7 separate regions of the Homo sapiens genome follow, and regions 2, 3, 4, 5, 6 and 7 are each linked to region 1. Evidence: chromatin contacts called from ENCODE Hi-C or POLR2A ChIA-PET data. All regions are on one chromosome and are shown on one strand. The core of a region is the stretch at or near the end of the contact, and the rest is flanking DNA. Distances in the headings are between cores, read along the strand shown.

Region 1 (3,292 bases), core at 673-3,172:
CAAACTCCAATTTATGCCACTTCAGTGCTTGAAGAGACTGTGGTCCCATGTTGATCCAAGCCAAACCAGGACCAGGAGCCCAGAGAGAAAGTCCTATTCAAGTCTCACCCCCTCCAGGAAGCCTCCTTACCCCCACCCCCTGCCCTGGCTTCTCAAGTGTCTCACTCTTCTGAACACCTCCCCCTGCCCTACATACACACACAGTCTCCTGCACACAGCGCAGCCGCCAGTCCGTCTCTGTCCCACAGCACTTTCCAGTTTGTTCCATACTGTACAGCTTATCTCCCAGAAGATGCAGGGAGCCAATATAATGCAGCACCTTCAGCGTCCTTCAGTGTCCAACCCTGCTTAGATATCGGGTGCCCACATTGCCCCTCGCCCCCATCCCAAGCCAAGTGTGCAATGGTATAGCTGGATTCCAGCCACCAGGGCAGAACAGACCCATGAAATCTCATCTGGTTATAAGCCCTGGGTGTGACTGATCCTCTCTACAGGGACATGGTAGGGATGGGGGAGCCCTCATTGTCAGCAACTCAGGCCTGGCTAGTTCACCTCTGTATCCTCTAGCTCTCTCTAGCATATAGTAGGTGCTCAGTAAACATTTTTAGACTTATTTAACTCAACACTTACCAACCTCAAGCAACATTACAGAAAACTCAGCCACTCTTTGTTCCAGATGACACAGTCCTCATCCCTCAAATAGAGTGATGTTGGTGGCAGGTGGCAATTTCTGGCTTTCACAAGGTCAGGAGGGGCTGTAGCCAACCCCATCTCTCCAAGAAAAAAAAAAGGCTCATTCCCCATAGGAAGCAAGCCCATCACCTGCCCACCCGCATCAAAGCAGCTGTCACAGAGGGAGGTCTCACTGGTTTCCTGGCACCTTGCTAAGTAGTGTATACACATTATTCTATTTAGTGCTTGCTCCTGCTATTGGATATTGTCATTATCCCCATTTTACAGGTGAGGAAACTGAAGTTTGGAGGGGGAATGGAATCCAAATCAGTTTGATCCCAAAGCCCAAGCCTTGACCACAGAACTATGCTGCCCCGCTACTGGGGCCCAGCACAGAGCACCCACCACCTCCAGGAACAGAACCCGTCAGCCAAGAAATTAACCCCGGGTATGCTTCAAGGGCCCCTGGGGCCCTGGGCTTGACCCTGGGCCCAAGGATTGGTGGGGTTTTCCCTTCTCTTCCCCACTCACCAGTGTAAGAACTGTTCCCCAGTTTCCAACCTCCTGCTCAGGCCAGCTCACCTGGAAAAGCCCCACTGAGTTTCCAACTTGAAGTCTTAGGGGGTCCGGCTCAGTTGAACTGTTAGAATTGGTGGGAAGCAGGTGAGGCGGGAAATGGAACCTCCCTGCTTTGGCCTCCTCTTCCCCAGGGTTGGTGGGTTCGAGCCCCAACCGAGGAAACAGTGCACTCTTTAAAGCAATTCGCTTCTCTCAGTCCCATTTTGCAGGGAGAGAAACTGCAGAGGGCAACGCGATGGGAACACCTGTGGCGACCTGCAGCCTGCTCTCACCTGCCAGCTCTCACCTTCCGGCGTTTTAAGTGAGAAAGGGCAACGGGAGCGTGGAATTCACCTGGTTCACTTCCTCCTGCTGGAACCCGGGAGGTCCAGAGCCAGGTAGAGGGACGGACCCAGGATCACGCAGCTGTGCACGGCCGAGTGTGAGAACTGGGGGTTCAGGACTGGTGGCTAAAGCTCCTTTTCACCCACCAGCTGCCCCGACCTGTCACTAGTTCCGAGGAAAGTTGTCCGAGCCGGACCGCAGAAGCGGGGGCTAAAACTAACTTTGCCTATGGTTGTCCGGCAGGCTACCCCGGCCCGCTGCCCCCTTGCTCACCTGCGGGTTCTGCTTTCTGCTCCGCGCTGCAGGCCCAGCGTCACCCGCTCGTGCCTCAGTCGGCGTCGGACTGCACAGCCCGGGGCTCAGTCACTCCTCGGCCCCCTCCCGGCTGCAGCCGGGGAACGCCGCGGACTCGGCAGGCCCCGCCCCCAGAAGACACGCCCCCTCCGCCGGCCCCGCCCCCGAGCCCTTTGGGAAGGCGGTGCGCTCCCGCCGGCCAGGCCCCGCCCACTATGGCCGTACCCCAACCAGCCTCGCCCCCGGGCCCAGCTGGAGCTGAGGCCCCGCCCCGCTACGGAGTCTCTCCTCTATCCCGGCAGCCCCGCCCCCAGGTTACACTGGGGATTAAGCCCGCCCCGCTCCAGCCCTGTCCACTCACGGCGCTGCCTAACGGTCCCGCCCAGCTCCCGCCTACCTCGTCCTCCCGGTCTCCTCCCGGGCCCTCCCAGCGCCCCCGCCTCCTTCACTTTCTCCTTCGAGCCCACCCCATCCCCCGGCCCTAGTAGGGTGAGGCCACGCCCCTCCCCGCACCAGCCTGGGCTCAGCGCCTTCCTAATCCTGCCCTGCCCTGCCCCTCTCATCTCGGGCGGGTAGCCCTGGGGCCCCCACGCTGGCATTCCAGGGCGGGTGTATCCGGGTGCCGCCGGGGAACGGCGTGGGAGCGGTTTGTGTCCTAAGTCGGGGCCTCTATCAGGAGGCGGCCTGGGCCCAGGAACTTTTTGAAAATACTGACTACCATTGATTGAATCCTTGCCAGGGGCCAGGCTCTATGCCAAGCGCTGAATACAGTTCTAGCCCTTGAATTCCCACAACTCATGGGTACTCTCGTTGCGCCTATTTTACTAATGCGCAGTTTAAGGCTCAGAGAAGGGAAGTCGAGGGCTCTGAATCTCATGGAGGCGGGCGTGAGCGGGATCCAGCCTCAGGTCCTGAGTCACAGGCTTGAGCTGCCCCAGCTTGCCTGGACTGGCCCCTGGGGAAGTAGCCCAGAACAACCAGTGCTGGGGCAGTGCCCAGCAGCTGCCTGAGGTGAGGGAGGAGGTGTGGGTTGATGAGAATAGTGGCAGGAGGGGCTGTGGGCCTAAGCCCTCAAAGCTGGCTTTCTCCCTGAAGAAAAAGTGGCCCAAAATTGAGGTGGGCTGCAAGAGCTCTCTAGGTGGCTGCGGTGCCCACCCTGCGTCCCAGCCCTCTGCCCTCCCAGGCTCCAGAGGACTAGCCTCAGGCAGATTACCTGGTTAATGACCAGGGGCATTCACCTGTGCAGCTGACAAAGCTCTTTCACTTCCATTATCACAATGTCCTCTCACAACACACCGTTGTGGGAGGGTATGATTATGAGCGCTTTGTACGAGTGGAGTAAGGGCGGGAGCTGGATCCCAGCCCAGCACTGTAGTTCTCACAGCGTGGTCCTTGAACCAGGAGCAACATCATCTGGGAACTT
Region 2 (3,385 bases), core at 762-3,261, 1.6 Mb before region 1:
CTTTCGCTGCTGTGAATTTTTTTTAACATAAAGCTCAGACTACTAAATGGCCTACACATGTACCATAAAGTCCATATTTTATTTTTTAAGAAATCAGAATTTTTAAAAATTGCTTTTTCTTGAGAAACTAAACTTAATTTTGCAGGTCACGAAAGTAAAAAAATACCTTCATATCCAATGATCTCAAAGCACCTCTTGTGAAAATACATAACAAGGTAATAGAAATATTATTTAATGGAAAAGATGTGACTAGTAAAGTCCAAGGCTATTTCTGGTTCTGCGAATGACTCACTTTGACTTTGGGCAAATCATCTCACCACTGTTGCTCTTTATCTGCAAAAACTGGATTTCATGCCTATGGGAGTTGCATGGCTAATCAATGCCTGGAAAATGCGTAGTGGCAGTTGCTACAAAAGTGCTGAGCTTTAAAAACAAAACCCCCCACCCCCCCATTTGTATTCAGTTGAGGTTGGGGTTTATTGTTATTTAACATTCGAAGGCCAACACTATGTTAAGTCCAGAGTGCTGCACAGATCAGATAATATCACTGTCCAGTAGGGGTTTTTTTTAATCTAAGATTTTTTACTTTTAAAAAATTTATTGTGGTTGGGGGTTTAGAATCCGGTAATACATCCATACAAAAACGTTAAGCTTCAAGTTGAAAACTATCGATTCGAAAATCTAAATAAACCCCCTCCAAAAAAAAAAAAAAAGGCCCTCCCCCGCCCCGCCAAGAAATCTCTCAAAACAAGAATTCTTCTGATGTTTTTCTCCTCCCTGCAATTCTCCATGTTACAGTCCTTGGAGGTAGAATAGGCATAAAATACTTTCACTAATAAAATATGACAAACCGCCGGATTATACGTGGCCGATTCCCAGTGATTGCCCTGCTACACAAAGCAGAAAAGTAAATGCCATCATCCCCCTTAGAACAAAAGAACTTAGGAATAAAAAACATGGAGAGGGGGGAGAAAGCAGCAATAAATAAAGGTGAGCGAAGGCCCCCGTCCCCCGCCCCTCCCGGGAGCGAGTGCTGGACTAAGTACTGCTAATAAAGTGGTTCAAGGGTAGTTATTTGGAAAGGGGGCGGGGTGGCGAGGGGAGGGAGCGGGCGAGCGGCGGCCGGGGATTGCATGTTGCATTCGACTTGAGGTTGCATCTTTCTCCTGTTGCCTGGACCACGCTCCCCCATTGCAGTGCTTCCCCATCACTTCTCCTCGCTCCTGCCCCTCACGGCTTTCCCCCCCCCCCTTCAAACTGCTGTTGCACTGGAGGGAGTTGGGGCCGCTCTGGAGCCCCTTTGCAGCTCCCGCCGGCGGGAGGGGGGAGTTGGGCTCGGGCCGCGGAGTTGGGGGGGCCGCCGCGGGCTCCGGCCTCGCCTCGGCTGCGGCTGCACGGGAGCCGAGCTGCGGCGCTGCACGGGCCCCGGAGTTTGGCTGCCTTCGCCGCCGCTCGGTGCTCGGCCCCATCACCGCCGCCGCCGCCGCCGCTGCACTGGAGTTTGGCTGCCGCTGCCCTACTTCACTCTAGTTTAGTTTCACTCACTTTACATCCGGGTTTTTTCCCTAGGCAATGGGTGCCGCAGCACACCCCGTTCCTTAGGCAAAGTGAAATAAATTCGCCGCACCGACACGTCAAGTAGTCCGCCCGCCCGAGCGCCGCCGCGGGCCCCCGTCGCCCCCCCCGCCGACGCCCCACCGCCCCCGGTGGGGGGACCCGAGCGTCCCGGGAGCCGCGGGCCGAGGCGCGGGGGCCCGGGCCGGCCGCCGTACCACTCCGCCCGGCGGCCCCCTCCCTCCCCGCCGCGGCCCGCTCTCCCCCGGCGCCTCCTCTCCCCTCGCCCTCGTCCCCGCTTTCCCAGCCCCAGTCCCTCTCGCCCGGCTCTCGGGAGCGGCGGGGGCGCGCACGGCGGCGGCGGCGGCGGGCCGGCGGGGCCGCGCGGCGGGCTCCCGCGCGGGCGAGTGTGTCTGGGCCTGGGCGGAGGGATCCCCGGGCTGAGGCGGCGGAGGTGCTGCGGCCCGGGGCCGGGTGGTGAATGGGCTGGTGGTGCTCGCTGCTGCTGCTGAGAGGAGGAGGAGGATGAAGAGTTGGGCTTGTTTGTCTCCTACAGTTTCTCTCCTGCTGCTCTGATTCCCCCCTCCCGATTCCGGCCCGGGGCCTGTGTGTGTCCCTCCTGGAGGAGGAGGAGGATCCAGTTCCTCCCCCCAACCCCCTCCTCCCCACCCCCCCTTGCCTGGGGAAGAGGAGGAAAGAAACAGCCCAGAGAGAGAGAGAGAGAGAGAGTGAGTGAGAGAGAGAGGAGAGGAGAGGAGGAGGAGGAGGAGGGAGAAGGGAACAACCTACCATCTTAACACACTAATATCTAAAAAGTGCGAGAGGCCCAGAGCAGCAGCAGAAGCAGCAGCAGCAGCTCCAGCTTCTTCCCTCCCTCCCCATGAAGAAGAGTTCCCTCCTCCTCCTCCTCCTGCTTCTCCTGCTCAGAGTTCCTGCCTCCAGCTGCCAGGGGGGACAGCCAGCCAGCAGCAGGAGGGTGCAGTATCCCAGCTTTTCCATTCTCTCTTCTTCTCACTCTCCTCTCTCTCTTTTTTTCTGGAGTAGCTCTATTTCCCCTCCCTCCCCCTTCCCCCTCTGCCTCTCTCCTCTCTCCCTCTGTCTTGTCGCTGGTGTTTGTCTCTGGGAGGATCAGGGGCTGCCTGCTTGGAGTTTGTTGTGGGGGGAGGTAGGGGGAGGGGAGGGGTGTGTGGGAGGGAGGAGGGAAAGGGGGGTGTTCTCGTCAGGACCCCTCAGTCAACTTGAGATTTGAGCAATAACTTCCCCTTCGGGGCGCCCCCCTGCGTGCCCTTCCCATACCTCCCCCCCGAAAAAAAAGACAATGGGAAAACCTTGGCTCCCCCCCCTCCCCTCTGCCCTCCACCCCTCCCCAGGATAAATTGGAAGTAAGTTTATGAGCAGCCTCGGAAGCCTGGGCGCAGAGTGCAGGGCCGGAGCCGGTGACAGAGGCGGCGTGCCGGGGGCGGCGGGGAGGGGGCGTCACATTGTCCCGGCGGGGGGCCGGCCGGGGGCTGCGGGCGGGGGCGGGGGGCACGGAGCCTCGCCCGCCCCCCCTCGGCTGTCCCTCGGCCGGGGAGGTAGCTGGGGCTCCTCCATCCCCCCCACCCCACCCCGGGATGCTGTCGGGGGGAAGTTTTTATTATGATTATTTATTTAATTAAAAAAAATTTTTTTTTGGAAAACCATCTTGTTTGTTGACTGAGGGATCTGGTTTAAAAAAAAAAAAGCTGCGGCTGCTGACGCTGCCGGGCCCCAGTGTGTGTGTTTGTGTGTGTGTGAGTGTGAGTGTGTTGGTGCATTTGTCTTGGGTGGCCGGAGCAGCGTTGGGGAAATT
Region 3 (3,028 bases), core at 26-2,525, 1.5 Mb before region 1:
GGTAATCCCTTTTAGGATAATATTTTCATTTGTCTTTTAACTTACTGAAGATGTCTGAGCCACCACTAACTTAGTGAAGAACGATGCCTGCTGGACAGATTTTAGCTTTTCTTACTCCTGCTTTTAGAAGTTCTGAGATTATTAGTTTTGAGCTTGTGTTCTTAGGAGTTGCATTTTATTTTATGTACACTTTCCTGTCTGTGATGGTTGTATGGACCACCATTTCTTAGCATAAGCAGGACAATATATAAGTCAGCTTAAAGTTGCAGGTCACAAGTCTTGTTCCGCACTTCCTTCTTGTGCATATTCTATTTCTATTTAACCCAAATGTGTGTATTGGTTAAGGAATGCTTGTTTCACTTATAAAATGGTTTGTCAAGGAGGGACTTTTGACTACCTGCTATCTTTAGACGTGGTAACAGTGGTTAGAAACTTGCTATGTGCTCCCTTGTTTGCTCTTCTTTGCACTGTAAGTTGTACATATGTCTGCAGTTGTGGGGCGTGTTCATTAGGAGTCACTACAAGGTAATGGTAGACTTATTTCTGAATTTATTTGGTTGCATTAGTTTAAATTAGACCCACAGGTGTAATTATTCCATCTCAATGCATGGGGAAGCATAGTCAGTGAAAGTTGTGCATGTAAACCCCTGTGCATTGAAAATGTGTCTTTAATGTTATGATGTTATTTGGCATCTATCATTTAGTGCAAGGAGTATACTTACTTAACAGGACCTTTAATAAGTTCCCTCTACACCAAAGATATATATTTTAAAAATTATACTTAAGAAGACTTTGTGGTATTCCCCAGAAGAGTTCGCCTATAGCAGCAAAACCTTTCTAAAATAAAACTTATTCTTTTAACCGGTATTCATTTAAGTGGGTTTCTCTCTACTTGGTTTCCATGGAAATAGCAAATAGCTAACGTTATTTATAAGGTGGAAGTAAAATAGGGTGCCTAATGGGACCCCATGCTGCTCTGATGAAGAGACTTAGGAAAAAAGTCCATGCTCATGGGATTTTTTTTTTTTTAAACAAGGTTAATGGAAGCCCTGATTTCAGTCTTCTGTAACATAACATATTTTTGGTCTTAAAGGCTAGCATTAATATCAAGCAAACAACTTCTTTTTGAGGTCTGTATTGCTTTCACTTTCAAGTTTTAGGACTACTTACTTATCAGCGTGATTGAGGCATGTTTCAGACTCCTGTTTCTTTGTGGTTTTTGTTTCAAAAGTTAAAATTCCCAGTGTATTGTAGCTGTTTCCACTTCTCATTGACATTTCAAAGTACTGATAAAAAGATAAATGTTCATTAAGGATAGCAGTGGTGAGAAAGGATCAATATGTTGGACTACAAAGATTTTTTAAAAAATGTAAATTGTATGGAACCATTTTTAGTTTTTAGGCCTAAAGTCAGGGTTCTTTTTTATTTGTGTTGTGGAGCTAAACCTGTATAGTCAGAGAGAAGAGATTCTAATTTTCTTTCAGGCTGGAAACAGGGAAAATCTTAATTTCTCTTTCCTTTTTAAAAAATGGATTGTTGCCAAAACCTTTTAACTGAAATAAATGTTAATTCTTTTAGTGCTTGAAATGTGGATTTGGAATAAAGCTTGGCTTTTTTCTCACTTCTTCGGTAAGGCCTACTCTGAGTTTTCTAGGCCTGCAGCAAAGCCTTGCATTTTTTAAGCCCCTTCAAGTGAAAGAGTATCATTCCCTTTGTGTTTGTGTTTGTGTTTAGGGTGTGTGTGTGTGTGTGTGTGTGTGTGTGTGTGTGTGTGTCTAATTTTTCTATAGCCTGAAAGGCACCTGCTCATTTTCCAGCCTAGTGAGTACAGCAGTGCTATATTGAGAAGTGAGGCAGGATGGAACACAATAAGGTGCTATAATTTTTATTTAGTTAGTTTTGCTCATCCTCGGCAGCTTGTGATCACTGTCCATTTATCTGGAAGTACTCTGATTATTCTTGGCTATCGATGCAGCAGGAGTTTTCTTCTGTGTTTAAAGCAAGGACTGTAGTATACTGAGGGCTCCATCAGGGAGGAGTTGAGTTTTGTTTTGTGTGCATGTGTTTCTCTGGATAAGCTTCTGGCTATAGTTGGGTTTACTGTGCTTTAATTTTTTAAAATTTGGTTGTTTTAATCTTGTTGAATTTATTTTTGTGTGAGATATTTTTCTCTAGCAATTCACTAATTTCTTCTGTGTATGTTGATGCTATTTTATAAAATTTTCTTAATGTGTTGTTCTTTTAGTTTAACTTCTTCTTGTTTATTTTTAAAATCTGGTATCTAGCATTGACCTTTCTTAGTGACTTTTATTTGAATTATCTTGTGCTTTAGAGACATAGGAATTTGGGTCTATTATCCCATTTCTGAGCGAACAACTCCCAGTAGTTACAGTTAGTGCAATAGAAAGGGTTCTCACAGATGCAGTGCTGGGCGTTGATCCTCCTCCTTGGTGCTTATGGTTTACACCCAGAACTCCCATTAGTGTTAATAGGAGGCACTTCCTTAAATCCCTGTACACCAAAATAAGCTCAAACTCTTTTATAATGCCTTATAGATACCTGAGTTGTTTTTTTGTTGTTAATGACAAGAGTTTTAGTCCTGAGGTTAACTGATTATTAAGATAGAGTTTGAGTTGTCTTGGGATAAGGAGTGATTTACTAAGTCTGATCTATAATTAAGAAGTTTTCGTTATGATCATTAGACTCAGAAAACAGCTTCGTGAGAGCTATGGAAGCTTGTGAATAAGGATTTTTGTACTTTATAGAGTGAGGAAGCAAGATTTCTTCTTTCTATTTATTTCTGCTATTTCTTCTCAACCATAAAAAATGGTTCTAACAGTTTTTGTTTATATTGTAAGAAGACTTAGAAAAATTGTTTTGTTTTTTATTCTACTTAAAAGCCTTCCTGTAATTACCCTCTGGCCTCAAAGTCTTTTATTAGCTAGTGTGGCTCACATTTTTCAAGCATATAGAAGTTAATATGCACTGTTTTAGAACTTAGACACTACAACCACTGGTCAAGTAATAG
Region 4 (3,035 bases), core at 1-2,500, 1.2 Mb before region 1:
TGTTCTTCACTGCTTCAGTCCCCATGACCACTCTATCCCCCGTGGCCCCAGCTGCCACTCACCGATGATGATACCGCAGGTGAGCAGGGCATAGAAGGAGGTGGTCTGCTTGAGCAGCAGGTAGGAGAGCAGCACGTTGAAGACGGTGGTGAGTGAGCGGCCCACATTGTAGAAGGCCACACCGACGTACTTGAGGCAGAGGTTATTGAAGGTGATCATGCCGATGAAGACCACCGACAGGGGCAGGACGCTGCGGGCCACCCTGAGGTCCAGGCGCAAGCTGGGGAAGTCCACGGCACCAGGGCAGCAGGCGGCCAGAGCGCTGAGGCCTTTGCACAGCAGCGTGGTCACCAGGCACTGGTAGAAGGTGACGAAGATGGGGGTGTCCAGCCGCAGGGAGGGGCTGTCCAGCAGGTACTTATTAAGGAACACCATGGAGATGGAGGTGACCCAGTAGAGGGAGACCACCAGCGCGATCTGCAATGCCCGCAGCAGAAAGGGCTTCTCCCCGTTGGCCTCTGCCTCTGCAGAGGGGTCTGAGGCCCCGGTCAGCGCCATGTGCAGGATCCTGGACCGCTTCAGAGGGGCCCTATTCATGGTAGCAGAGGAGCTGGGTCACCCCGCGGCCAGAACTCTGATTCCCTGGAGTCCAGGGCAGTGAGCTCACTTGTGCTCTCCGCAAGGAAGCCGCAGCCCTCCATTGTCACATGTGGGCTGGCCTAAAGGCCTCCCCATTGTCCTCATGGATTGAGAAGTTCTGCTTTGGGGTGAGCCCAGTTGTGCTGCTCCACAACCTACTCCCACCCCGAGGGGGCTCTGAGACAAGACACAGGGCAAGGGAGAGGAATAGGATAAGGCGGTGAGGCCAGGACAGAGAAGACCTGTGAGGGGAGAAGAGGCTGGGGCCTAACAGGGAGGGGTCGCAGAGAGAAGGGAGGGGAGAGGAATGGCAGGGCGGGGCAGGAGTAGGTACGCGGGGCGAAGGTGCAGGAAAAGGACGCGTGGCAGAGTGGGAAGAGGTGCCGAGAGGGCGTCATGGGCGGCTGTGGGAGGGAGGGGCGGGCAGGGGGAGGGAGGCGTACAGGGAGCTGCCGGAGGCCGGGCGCGGCTGGAGGGAGGGCTGCGGAAGGGTCAGAGGGGCTCGGGGCTTGGGGCTGAAGGACGCGGGAGGGGGCTGGGCCGGCGCCCACGTCTCGCTGCCTTCCCGGGCTCTGTCGCCGGCTCAGCCCAGGAGCCTCCGGACATCCGAGGCCGACTCCCCGGGAGGCGGGCCCTGGACTCACTTCCTGACACGCCCCCACGTGGCCTTAAAGGGCCCGCACGCCCCGCCTTGCCCTTAAAGCGACAGCCCCAGAGAGGCGGAGTTCGCCAGTCCCCAGCCCCGCCCCTGCGCTCCGCTGCCCGCTGCTGGCGGGGGACCTCGGCAGCCACAGGTTTTTCTGGGTGCTTGAGCCTCGCCCTGCTTCCTGGAAGGGCTCCATCAACCTCGCCTGCCCACCCTCAGCTCCGTCCGCCCCGGAGCCTCCGTCCCCCGACTTGGCTAGGCTTGGCTCGCAGGTCCACTTCCCGGAACCCCGACCCAGGACCCGGGCGGCGCTACATCAGCCTGGACCCCTCCACCTCCGGAGACTCGCGTTGCAGCCCCGCGTCCCTCTGCCAATCCGAGCTCACTCTTCCATAACAATGTTGTGGTCCCCTCCTTTCCCCCCATTTTCACCGCCCCCAGGCCCTCTCCCAAGCCCGAGACCCCCGGCAGCGCTCCCCGAGGCCGGAGGCCACGCCGCCTCTCTCGGACTTCAGTTTGTCCTCCCTGTGCTCCTGTCGAGGTCCTCTGGGCGGCCCGGATCCGAGATTCCAAAGGCTCAAGACAGCATCTCTTACCCCTTCCAGAAAATACTGTTTCCCCGGCCGGTCCAGCCGCATCAGCTCCCGCGTCCCTGCCTGTGTCCCCGGGCCGCGAAGGCGACCTGGCGCTCACCTCCTCCGGTGCACTGGGCGCCCGCCCCGCGACCCCGTGCTGCATCTGCAGCGCCGCACCCTGGGCCGCGCCCGCGGGATCGACTTCCTGCTTTCCGCCCCGGGCCCGGGCACCTTGCCAGCCTCGCCGGCCTGTTCGCGGCATGGGCCCCGGGGGTGCCGGCGGAGAGGCGGTGATCCGGACGGTCGTGGGAGGAGGCCCTCTCCTCTTTCCAAGGCTACTCCTGTCCCTGGTACCCCCGCCCGCCCGGGACCCGGCTTCAGTTACCGCAGCTGGCACGTCCCGGGACTTGGCTGTATCCCTGGCCCGCCGCGCTACCGGCTTGCACTTCCAGAAGTGCGTGCGGGGACCGCTCGGATTCTTCCAGCTGGCAGTGAGGGGGAGGGTTCCCCGCCCCTTCCAGGGCCGGGGCCTGGGAAGTCTAGCCTGTGGTCTGCCACTCACCAGGCAGCCGGGGAGACCAGGAGGATCGACTTCTCTTGGTTCGCGCTCTAGCACCTGCGTTGGGCAGGCCACTTTCTCCGACGGCCTGAGTTATCTTCATGGTAAAACTAAGGGGCTAGGCTTGACCTGTGGGTCCCAACCTTCTTGCCCAGAACTCTAGGTGGTATGGTCGAACATAGATGTTTGTAATATTTCAAGCACCATTTAATTAGTGCCATTTAATTAACGGGTAAGATGATGTCATGGCTGGGATTTGTTTTAAAATACTAAGAATACTTACCAAAAATATTTTTTATTTTTATTTATTTATTCTTTTTGGGACGGAGTCTCGCTCCGTCGCCCAGGCTGGAGTGCAGTGGTGCTATTTCAGCTCACTGCAACCTCCGTCTCCCGGGTTCAAGCGATTCTCCTGCCTCAGCCTCCCGAATAGCTGGAATTACAGGCGTCCACCACCACGCCCGGTTATTTTTTGTATTTTTAGTAGAGACCGGGTTTCGCCGTGTTGGCCAGGCTGTTCTCTAACTCCTGACCTCAGGTGATCCGCCGGCCTCGGCCTCCCAAAGTGCTGGGATTACAAGCGTGAGCCACCGTGCCTGACCTCAAAAAGATTTTT
Region 5 (3,363 bases), core at 211-2,710, 1.3 Mb after region 1:
AAGTTCTAAGCGCTGAAAAGCTATGGTGTGGGATTTCTAAAACAATGATCAAGGTTACCTCCAGGAGAGCCTGGTTCTTTTCCCAAGAACACACATACCCAACCACTTATCAAGTTCAATGTACTCCAGTACTTGAAAACTCATACAGGGAACAAATGACTTGTATGGATAATTCAACACTGCTGAGAAACTGTGTATCGGGGGCAAGCATCGTTAAGAGAGCTCTTCCAGACAACTCCATTCAGAGCTGCGCACTCACACTCTCCTTCGCCCAGCCCTGTTTTATTTTCTTCAAACATGTTTCATTAAAAAGAATAAATTTTTAAAAAAAACCTTTTTTTTTTTTTTTGAGACGGGGTCTTGCTTTGTCTCCCAGGCTGGAGTGCAGTGAAGCGATCTCGGCTCACCGCAACCTCTGCCTCCCGGGTTCAAGCAATCCTCCCACCTCAGCCTCCTGAGTAGCTAGGATTACAAGCGCGTGTCACCACGCCCGGCTAATTTTTGTATTTTTAGTAGAGACAGGGTTTCACCATGTGGGTCAGGCTGGTCTCGAACTCCTGACCTCGTGATCCGCCCGCCTCGGCCTCCCAAAGTGCTCGGATTACAGGCGTGAGCCACCAAGCCGGGCCTCACAATGCCTATCTTTCTTACTACACTCCCTCCTAACTGTACATTCTGGGAGAGCGCGGACCTTTCCATCTGTATCTCCAGCGCTCGGCACTCAAAAAAATGCACTGAATAAATGAAACCGTGAGCTCTCATCAAAGTCTGGACCAAAGAGTCCCTCTTCTGTTTCTCACAAACTTCTGTCTCCTAAACACTCTTCTTCAATTAGTAGCAGAATTTTGCCTCCCCCCCAAAAAAAACACATCTTGACCTCATGAAGAAAACTCCCGATCTAATCTTGGAAGCACTGAGCTCCACCGAAAAGGAGAAAGGCTTAAGAGAATCCTGTAGAGAAAAGCTCCGTGAGAAGAATTAACGTGAGCCTGAACGGGCTGAGTTAGGTTACGCCACGGTGAGAAAAGGCTGGGCAAGGGAGGCAAGGAAGCCTGGAACCCTGGGGACCGCGGTCTCCCTGGTGAAACCAGAGTCTACACTCCCAGAGAGGCCCACCCCGACGAGACGGCCTGAGGAGGCTAGGAGGCCCCGGGAGGATGAAGCCGCAGCCCCCGCTCGGCCCGGGGAGTGCGGCGGGAAGCGCTTTCGAAAGGCCGCGGAGCGCCAGGCCCTGCAGGCCGCCCGGGGACTCAACTCACCTGGCCCACTTGCTCCGTGGCATCGGCCAGGATGCCATAATTGCGGTAAAGCTCCTCTACTGTCGGCATGGTGAGCGACAAGCCCAGGGCCCGGTTCCGCTATCCTTGTCCTGACCGGCGCCACCGCCGCCTCGGAACTTCTCCAAACCCACTACCCGCACTATTACACCTCCAGCTGCCGCCAGTGCAGCCGCCAGTCACCGCGCACAGCGCGGCTGCGCCCCCGACGTCTACGTAAAGACGCGCACGTCGGGAGCGGCCTTCAGTAGACACCCCCCACCCCAATGCGCCTCCGCGGTTTTTGTCGCCCTCTACAGCCTGGAGGAGCAAAAAAGCGGCAAGGATGATTGAATTAGCTCACGCCTTTTTGAAAGCTTGAGCTTGGCTGCAGGCTCTCCATGGAAGGGGTGTGGGTGGGCGGGGAAGTGAATACAAAGACAATTGCGTTTCTGCCCTTAGAAGATCTTACATATGAGAAGTCACAAATGGTTTCCTCCTGATTCAAGGAAGGTAATATTAATCGGTGGCACTAGAGGCTAGTGGGTCCGGTGGGAAGCAAAAAACATTCCTATGCTATTAAAAAACCCTCTGTGTCCACCACGCTCATCAAGTGCGGGGTCAAATTTGGCCTGCTGGAAGAATTTGCTTATCTTTGCTGCCAGTGTAAAGAATTGGGGCCACCTGATTATGTCCAGTATCCAAAAGAATAATAAATAAATGAAATCACGTACGCTTACTGATAAGAATTTCTAAGATACAAGTTTAAATGAAATTATATATATAATATGATATAATATATAATATTTTATATATTATATAATATATAACATTATATATTAATATATAATAATTTTATATATTATATAATATATAATATTATATATTAATATATAATATTATATATTATATAATATATAACATTATATATTAATATATAAATATATAATATATAATATAAATATAATAATATTATATTAATATATAAATATATAATATATAATATAAATATAATAATATTATATTAATATATATTAAGATAATAATATTAATTAATACATTAATTATATAATATAATTATAATATATCTATATATTGAGATATAATATTAATTAATATATCAATATTATCAATTATATATTATAATTATCTTATATTATATATAATATATTAATTATATAATTAATATATTAATATTATTATCTTAATATATATTAATATATTATTATATTTATATATCATATATAATATTATGATATTAATATTATAATATATATTATATATTATATTATATATACAATTATATATATAATATATATTATATATTGTATATTATTATATAATTATATATTAAGATAATAATATATATTAAGATAATAATATATTATATATATTAAGATAATAATATATATTATATATATTAAGATAATAATATATATTTATATATTAAGATAATTATATTTATATAATAATATTATATATATATATAGCCGTGTGCGGTGGCTAACGCCTGTAATCTCAGCACTTTGGAAGGCTGAGTTGGGTGGATCACTTGAGGTCAGGAGTTCAAGATCAGCCTGGTCAACATGGTGAAACCCTGTCTCTACTAAAAATACAAAAATTAGCCAGGCGTGGTGGCATGCACCTGTAGTCCCAGCTGCATGAGAGGCTGAGGCAGAAGAATTATATGCACATAGGAGGCAGAGGTTGCAGTGAGCCCAGATCATGCCACTGCAATCCAGCCTGGGCCACAGAGCAAAACTCTATCTCAAAAAAATTAAAAGAAAAAGAAAAAGAAAAAGAAAAAGAAAAGTTAAAAGGCAGGTATAAGATGATCCCATTATGTAAAACATACAAAGCATACAAAACAAAGTTATGTGTGTATGTGTAAAAGGATGTTAAAGGATGTTAACATTTCAGGATTGAAATATCAAACTATAATAGACTGTAAATTTCAAAGCCACATCCACTTGTACAGAACATACACGGGAAATGATTACAAAAGAACTCCCCGGCTCTTGTACTTCTCAGTTAGATTGAGGATAAATCTCACATCCTAAAAAGGATTAGAGCTGAGCGTGATAGCCAACAGTCCCAGCTATTTGGG
Region 6 (2,967 bases), core at 29-2,528, 1.8 Mb before region 1:
ACCAGGGCAGGCAGCGGCTCACGACCAAGAGCAGCACACTTGCCATGAACTGCCTGCACTCAGTCTTTCCACACTCTCCCCCCGGTTCCCCGCTAGAGTCCTGGTCAAAGCTCTGTCACAGGCACAAGATGGTGACATTTGGAGTGCTGGGGGAGGGGGCAAGATGAAGCTTGAACAGCCAGCAGATTCCAGACTCCAGCCCACCCCATCCCTTTCCCAGCATGGGCTGGAAGAGGGTAGAGGGAGACATGCTGCCTGCCTAGCAGAGGGATGGGCTGGGGTCTCTCTGCTAATTAAGAGCAAGGTAGGGCAGATGATCAGGCACCCCCAACCCCAAGGAGAAGCTTAACATGTTAAACAATTAAACCAGTGACCAGAGCTTGGGGACAAGCCATGTGTGGTGACGGTATCAACGGGGCTACGTTCTGCAGATGCCACGCAGTGATGGTAGGCAACCTGGTCCCACGAAAGTCCAAAGGGCGGTGTGATCCCCACCTCAGTGGTGCCAGGAGGCTCAGAGAGGCCCTGTTCTATCAGTGCCAAGAAGGCGTGGGTGACCAGTCCTGGGGGCCCAACCTGCTTGTGCCGGGGGCTGGGGTGATTCCATCTTCCTGCTGGAGGGTTGGGAGCCGATCCTCCCACGGTACTACACATGAGGCGCACTAGACTGCCGGTGCCAGGGAATGACCCCCACCCGGTGACAGTGCCAAGCCGACCGATCCCGCCCGTGTCCCGGCCCTGGGGGATGACTCCCAGTGGGTGCCCACGCCAAGACGGCTCGTGCCGCCGGTGCCAGCCTCTCCCCGACTCAGTGTCAGTACCGAAGTGGCCCGGACCCCCAGTGGCCGAGGAATGTCCCCCGGTGAGGGAGCGGTAACCTGCCGGTGCCTCGGTGCCTGCCCCGCCGCCGCCCCGCTCACCTGTGCCCGAAGAGCCGCAGCCCCGGGAAGCGCCGCTTGTTGAGTCGCCGCGGCGCCTTGTCCGGCTCGGGACCGGCGTCGCGCTCGGAGCCGCTGGACGAGGCGGAAGCCGACTCGGAGTCGCTGCTCCGGGCCTCGGGGCTACCGTCCCGCGGCTCCATCCGGCCCTAGCCCCGGCCGGCGGAGGGCCCGCGGGAGACGCCCATGCCGGGCCGGCGGCCGGGGCTCAGCACGCCCGCTCCGCGCCGCCCGCCACCTCCATGGCGCGCGCTCGCTCCGCCCGCCCCGCGCCGCGCGCCCCCGCTCCCCACGCCCAGGTGCCCGGGAAGCCGCTGCCGCCGCCGCTCCAGGAAGTGCCGCCAGCCGCGGCCGCAGGACCCCGCATAGCTGGCCGGGCCGCTGCCTGCCCGCCGCCGAGCACGCCCCCTCGGCCGCACGGTGGCACCGGGCCCGCAGCGCCCTCTGCCGGACGCCCGCTGCGCTGCAGCCCGCTGGGGCGGTCCGAGGGGCGGGGCGACGAATGGGCGGGGCAGCAGAAAGCCCTGCCCCCAGCCCGGCCCGGCCCGCCTGGATGGGACTGAATCTCCCGGCCTGGCACACTCGCACTGCGCGCATCCAGACGCGCATCTTTCCTCCCCCGATCCCTCCGCTACCAAACAACTGCACGCTCACAAGTGTACACTCGCGAGGGCTGCTGTCACCACCTCCCCTCCGCTCTCGCACACCCTACTCATAGCCACTCACAATCTCCACCCATACCTCCTTGGCTCCCCCAAATCGCACCCAGGGGAACAAAAGTCACACAGTGCTCCCCATGCACGCAGAACAAACACATCCCTTACACAATTATGCCCACTCATTACTTAAACGAACACTTCCCACCCCAGCCTCTCGCACTCAGTGACCAAAGTCACTTAATGACTCGCACACACACCAACAAAGAACTCACAAGTTTCTCCTACAAAGTCATCCTTCCACAGCTATTCACAATGGTTTCCAACCTTCTCACCCAGGCCCAACACATCGCATTTTCCTGACATAGTATTCAACAGAACCTATAGATCTCATATGCTACGGGAATCACCTGCACAGCCCTTACACACTCACAAATACACAGAAGGACAACAGGTACCACACTCCCATTCACAAGCACACATGCCCACACAGAACACACACCTTTCTCCTACATACAAATACTCCCAGGACAATGGTTACCGGTTGCCACATCCCTCACACATATGTATGTGTGTGCATATGCACACACTCCCATCCAGAAATATACCTCACATGCACACACAAAGACACCCCACAATGCAGCCGAGGCCGTCCCCCTCCAGAAATGAGAGCAATTGGAACCCAAGCAGTCACCTGTAGGGGCACAGCCATCACACACACCGGGGCTGTTTCTGATGGCCCCCGCAGGGCTGACGAAGGGAGGCCAGGAGCTGGGAAGCATGGTCTTCCACCTCCCCAAACCCTACCACCCTGCTGCCCACACCAGCTGCCCACTACTTCTGTGTGCACGCCTCTCTGCCAAGCCACATCCTGTGTCACCTTCGCTTTCATCCTCCCCTCTTGGGTTCTGGCAGCCCGTTTTCCAGCCTTAGTCAGCCGCAAATAGCCAATGCTTAGGGCTGTGACCTGCGGACAAGCCTGTGATTTTGAGGAAGAACCAGCACCCCGAGGCCCAGAACCCTCTCCCAGTTTCCTGCAAGTTGGGAGAAGGTCTGATCAGGGAGGTGGGGCTCCAGCCCTCCAGCCAGCAGCTGGTGCCAGGGTGGCCAGGAGGAGGGCAGATCAATCCCCAAGTATGCCTGACAACTGGCCTCTGGGGTGCATGGGTCCTTTTGGGGAAGTTTCCCAATGGCTCTTACTCCAAGCTCTGAGAGAAGAGATCAGAGGCAACTGAAGACCCCACGGAGTCTCCACAAGGCCTTGCAGCTGGGTCAGAAATCTCCAGCATCCAGTGCCACACTCCTGGGGGGGCTCCTCTTCCCAGATCCCCCCACTGCTAGCTTGCTCAACTCCTGGCCTCTCTCGAGCTCAG
Region 7 (3,365 bases), core at 829-3,328, 1.4 Mb before region 1:
GTGTTACTTAAATTAAGATCAAGGTAAGAAACATTGTAAAAAAAAATTACAAAAGTGCTATTTGTTTCCTAAAAACAGTGATTTCTATTAAAAAGGTGTCAGAACTGGAGAAAATGCCGTGTAGTTATAATTTTTTAGCACAGACCCTGCTGATCACGATGACATTTTGCCGTGTGTGTGTCTCTAGACTGGTGGGCCAGTCTCCTTGAAGGACAGAGGCGGAGCTCCCCACCCTTCTCTCTCCTCAGAAAAGACCGTGCTCTCTTCTTGGTGCAGGGATCTTGTCTCCTGTTGTGAAGCCCAAATGGAAGCGTGGATGGTATCAGGGCCCTACCCGTGGTCTTCTCAGATTCTGCTAGAGCAAAAGGCTGGTGCCTAAATAAGATCCCTTCCTTTGGTGCTGCTTTTGGTCTTTCAGCCACCAGCATTATGAGTGCCTGGGGGACACCTCCGAGGGAACTGGCCAGCGGAGCTCTGTGGTGCGCACGCACCCTGGCCGTGACAGGAGGGTGCGGGAGTACAGGCTGGCTGCATCAGCCCTTGGTGCTTAGAACAGAGGAGGAGTGACATGTTTTGAGGGTACGTCTCTGAGACAGAGCCCCAGCGTGGCCTTCGCTCTGTCTTGCCTTTGGGGAGAGGTCTGAAGCTCCCACTCCTTTCTCTGCCTGTTGGCTCCAGGCACCAGAAATTTACTCCACTCCACCCACCCACAAGCCTCCTGGGTGACCCTGGGCTAGAATTGCTGCGCTTGCCTCGGCTTGGCCGGTTGTGGCCTCTCCTTGAGAAAACCAGGGTTGTGAAAGACTCAGACCATTCTCTCATCTTGCCTTGTCAGAAGTAAATTGTGTCAGATTTGTGCTCTCGCTGGAGACCTTTGCCCCTTGCGTGCCCCTGGCCGATGGGAGGGCGGTGGAGGCTCTGTACCCTGGCCCTGCTGGAGCATCTCCCCCAAGCCCACTCCAGGCCCTGGGAATGGCCAGAGTCTAGGAGAGGTAGAAACGATCCTATCAGCTTCTCTCCCACCCAATTAGGCCCAGAGAGACAAAGACAGATCTGAAAGCAAATGCAACAGAGAAGAGACACTTCTTAGAGTAAAATGTGTCTCATCTCTATCAGCCATCGCCTTTCATCTTCCCAGGGGCCTCAGAAGAAGGAATTAAGTTAGGCTGAACAGGCCTCAGAGTTAGGCCCTGGCTGCTTGATTGGCTGAGGGGGAAAGAGTTCCCTTTTCTCATTCAGAAACCAAGGTGCTGTGTCTAGTCAGGGAGCCTTGGAGATGCCTGGACTAGTTGGAGGAATCGTTGGCAGAGGATCAGAGACCAGCAGCAGGCTGTCTGCCCTGTCTAGAGCTCTTCCCCTCAACTTGTCTGGGCCCATCTGGGGGTTGCCACACAACACCTAACTTACCTTTTCCTGAAAGAAGTTGGGAAACCATCATCACTAGAGGCCTTTGCTCAGAGAGGAGCTGCCTTAGGAGTCTTGGGTCGGAGGACGGGGCTAGGAATTGACCAGGGCTTTGCCTGCCGCCCTCAGCAGTGTCGGGTACATTCTGACCTCGCCTGCAGCTGGGCTGTGGATTCTTCCTGACATTCAGATGTGAGCTGTTTTGGGAGTCAGCTAGTATGGAGTACGAGATGCAACCCAGCCCCCAAACCTACATTCTGCACTCAAATTCCAAAACACTGCTTTACTGTAAAGAAGAGGCCCCTGGCACCCAATCTCCCTGTCCTTCACTGTCCCCTCAGACCTGGGCGGGGAGGGGGGGGGGCCTGTGACCACCTGAGACATACGCTCGTGACACTGCCCCACCCCAGCCACCTCCACTTGCTTCCTCCTCCTTCCCTCCGCTGCTCTTTCCCCACGGCCCAGAATTTAGCTGCTCTGACAGCCACTTTTGAGACCAGCTGGCTTTGTAGTCACTTCAGAGAGCTGGAGCGGCTGCCCACTGGGCCCTGACTGGGAGTCCCCTGCCAGCTCCTGATCAGGCGCTGCGCCCTGGTGGCAGTGATGACTGGGAGTCCCCTGCCAGCTCCTGTCCAGGCGCTGCATCCTGGTAACAGTGAGGCCATGTTGCTGTCATCTCCACCTCTGCATTCTTGCTGCCTGTGGGTCCTTTTTCTTTCATGGAGCCTGCTGGGTCTTGTCTCACCTGTGCTGAGCTCCTCTGGGGTTTTGATTTCTTCCTTCCTTATCAGGCCCTTTGGGGTAAGCCTGCTGGTTGTACCTGACATAGGGAGGCAGTTAGGGGCAGTCCCTGGTGGGGCCGCCCTGGCAGCCTCCAGCTGGCACCATCGTGTGCCTGGTTTCCCTGCAACACCTGCCTCTCTGTCCCTGCTGCTGCTTGGCTCAGGCCCAACAGGCAGCGTGCATGGAGGTGGTTACACACAGCTGTTTCCGTGAGGGTGACCGTGTCTGCAGCACGCTTCCGTCTCCGCATGCACGGCTGCCTCTCCAGCCACCTCTGATACTTCTCTCTTGGGGCCATCAGAGCCTCCCTTGGGCTGTCACCTCCCAGCTCACACACACTCTTCAGTGGTTTCCTCTCTTCATTCTCTTATAGGGCGTGGTCCTTCTTATTTATCTAAAGGGCTGAATTTAGGAGACTTTTTACCCAGGGGCAAAAGGCTCTTAGGGTAATGAGATGGATGGTGGCCCAGGTGCATTTTCCAGGGCCTGGGTTCTCCAGATCCCGTGGCTTCTGTTGAGTGGAGGCAACTTTGCTCTGTGTGAACCTCGCCCCTGTCCCTCTGCCGGGCACCCCTGGCAGGAAGCAGGACTCCCATCCTCACCCTGACTTAGACTGTCCTCTGAGTCAGCTCCTCTCCAAGACAGGAGTGGGCAGCCCTGGGCAGTCTTCTGGCCCCTTGCTAAAGTGAGGGGCAGGAAGCTGGGGCTGCCCTCCAGAAAGCCGGGGTAGGAACTCTGAAAAATACCTCCTCTAAACGGAAGCAGGGCTCTCCAGTTCCACTTGGCGCCCCCTCCCACAAGGCCCTTCCTCCCTGAGGACCCCACCCCCCTACCCCTTCCCCAGCAGCCTTTGGACCCTCACCTCTCTCCGGTGTCCGTGGGTCCTCAGCCCAGGGTGAGCTGCAGTCAGGCGGGATGGGACGGGCAGGCCAGAGGTCAGCCAGCTCCTAGCAGAGAAGAGCCAGCCAGACCCCAACCCTGTCTCTTGTCCATGCCCTTTGTGATTTCAGTCTTGGTAGACTTGTATTTGGAGTTTTGTGCTTCAAAGTTTTTGTTTTTGTTTGTTTGGTTTTTGTTTTGAGGGGGTGGGGGGGGATACAGAGCAGCTGATCAATTTGTATTTATTTATTTTAACATTTTACTAAATAAAGCCAAATAAAGCCTCTCAGCCTCATGGT

What was found. Hi-C counts contacts between places; a loop is a spot of excess contacts on that map. ChIA-PET counts read pairs that join two places held with the same protein, here RNA polymerase II (POLR2A). Pooled maps may share reads with other maps.
Region 2: a loop to region 1 is called in a map of ascending aorta, with 9 times the contacts of the local background. The contact joins the promoter of PHF21A here to the promoter of CD82 in region 1. A Hi-C loop is called at or near these places in 1 of 168 maps with a recorded cell type or tissue (ascending aorta), 7 of 37 single-sample maps with no recorded cell type and 13 of 50 pooled maps. POLR2A ChIA-PET finds 5 or more read pairs at or near these places in 1 of 52 experiments (GM10248).
Region 3: a pooled map shows a loop between it and region 1 (5-fold over the local background). The contact joins the enhancer-like site here to the promoter of CD82 in region 1. A Hi-C loop is called at or near these places in 7 of 37 single-sample maps with no recorded cell type and 4 of 50 pooled maps.
Region 4: a map of CD8-positive, alpha-beta T cell shows a loop between it and region 1 (8-fold over the local background). The contact joins the promoter of SLC35C1 here to the promoter of CD82 in region 1. A Hi-C loop is called at or near these places in 3 of 168 maps with a recorded cell type or tissue (CD8-positive, alpha-beta T cell, HL-60/S4 and naive thymus-derived CD4-positive, alpha-beta T cell), 4 of 37 single-sample maps with no recorded cell type and 16 of 50 pooled maps.
Region 5: a loop to region 1 is called in a map of endothelial cell of umbilical vein, with 16 times the contacts of the local background. The contact joins the promoter of API5 here to the promoter of CD82 in region 1. A Hi-C loop is called at or near these places in 2 of 168 maps with a recorded cell type or tissue (endothelial cell of umbilical vein and naive thymus-derived CD4-positive, alpha-beta T cell), 1 of 37 single-sample maps with no recorded cell type and 8 of 50 pooled maps. POLR2A ChIA-PET finds 5 or more read pairs at or near these places in 2 of 52 experiments (T-cell and activated T-cell).
Region 6: a pooled map shows a loop between it and region 1 (6-fold over the local background). The contact joins the promoter of DGKZ here to the promoter of CD82 in region 1. A Hi-C loop is called at or near these places in 1 of 37 single-sample maps with no recorded cell type and 11 of 50 pooled maps. POLR2A ChIA-PET finds 5 or more read pairs at or near these places in 1 of 52 experiments (activated T-cell).
Region 7: a map with no recorded cell type shows a loop between it and region 1 (8-fold over the local background). The contact joins the enhancer-like site here to the promoter of CD82 in region 1. A Hi-C loop is called at or near these places in 4 of 37 single-sample maps with no recorded cell type and 4 of 50 pooled maps.

What each region holds. Positions count from the first base shown.
Region 1 is chr11:44,564,293-44,567,584 of GRCh38, reverse strand. It overlaps CD82 (CD82 molecule), which reads right to left and starts at 1,922. Exons shown (of 10, transcript NM_002231.4): 1 at 1,849-1,922. RefSeq lists enhancers at 834-903, 1,409-1,909 and a silencer at 1,824-2,423.
Region 2 is chr11:46,120,080-46,123,464 of GRCh38, reverse strand. It overlaps PHF21A (PHD finger protein 21A), which reads left to right and starts at 2,011. Exons shown (of 19, transcript NM_001352027.3): 1 at 2,011-2,530. LOC105376661 (a long non-coding RNA gene) reads right to left here and starts at 1,320. Exons shown (of 3, transcript XR_931252.4): 1 at 1-1,320. RefSeq lists silencers at 1,179-1,488, 1,929-1,988.
Region 3 is chr11:46,098,271-46,101,298 of GRCh38, reverse strand. The region is part of intron 1 of PHF21A (PHD finger protein 21A); the gene reads left to right. Among named protein-coding and RNA genes, the nearest start is that of PHF21A, 22 kb to the left of the region's middle. Within about 2 kb of position 1,275, at least 5 of the 41 ENCODE cell types and tissues checked have a DNase peak (open chromatin) inside an H3K27ac peak, as active enhancers do.
Region 4 is chr11:45,803,364-45,806,398 of GRCh38, reverse strand. SLC35C1 (solute carrier family 35 member C1) reads right to left here and starts at 1,250. Exons shown (of 2, transcript NM_018389.5): 1 at 63-1,250. The coding sequence starts at 597. RefSeq lists silencers at 996-1,225, 1,956-2,125 and an enhancer at 2,296-2,455.
Region 5 is chr11:43,310,093-43,313,455 of GRCh38, reverse strand. API5 (apoptosis inhibitor 5) reads right to left here and starts at 1,460. Exons shown (of 14, transcript NM_001142930.2): 1 at 1,260-1,460. The coding sequence starts at 1,328. RefSeq lists an enhancer at 932-1,707.
Region 6 is chr11:46,345,774-46,348,740 of GRCh38, reverse strand. DGKZ (diacylglycerol kinase zeta) reads right to left here and starts at 1,278. Exons shown (of 31, transcript NM_001199267.2): 1 at 921-1,278. The coding sequence starts at 1,081. RefSeq lists silencers at 1-129, 766-979, 942-991, 1,092-1,571 and enhancers at 1-452, 2,356-2,405, 2,476-2,545.
Region 7 is chr11:45,929,309-45,932,673 of GRCh38, reverse strand. It overlaps PHF21A (PHD finger protein 21A), which reads left to right. Exons shown (of 19, transcript NM_001352027.3): 19 at 1-3,355. Among named protein-coding and RNA genes, the nearest start is that of LARGE2, 8.3 kb to the right of the region's middle. RefSeq lists enhancers at 2,087-2,176, 2,527-2,716. Within about 2 kb of position 2,078, at least 18 of the 41 ENCODE cell types and tissues checked have a DNase peak (open chromatin) inside an H3K27ac peak, as active enhancers do.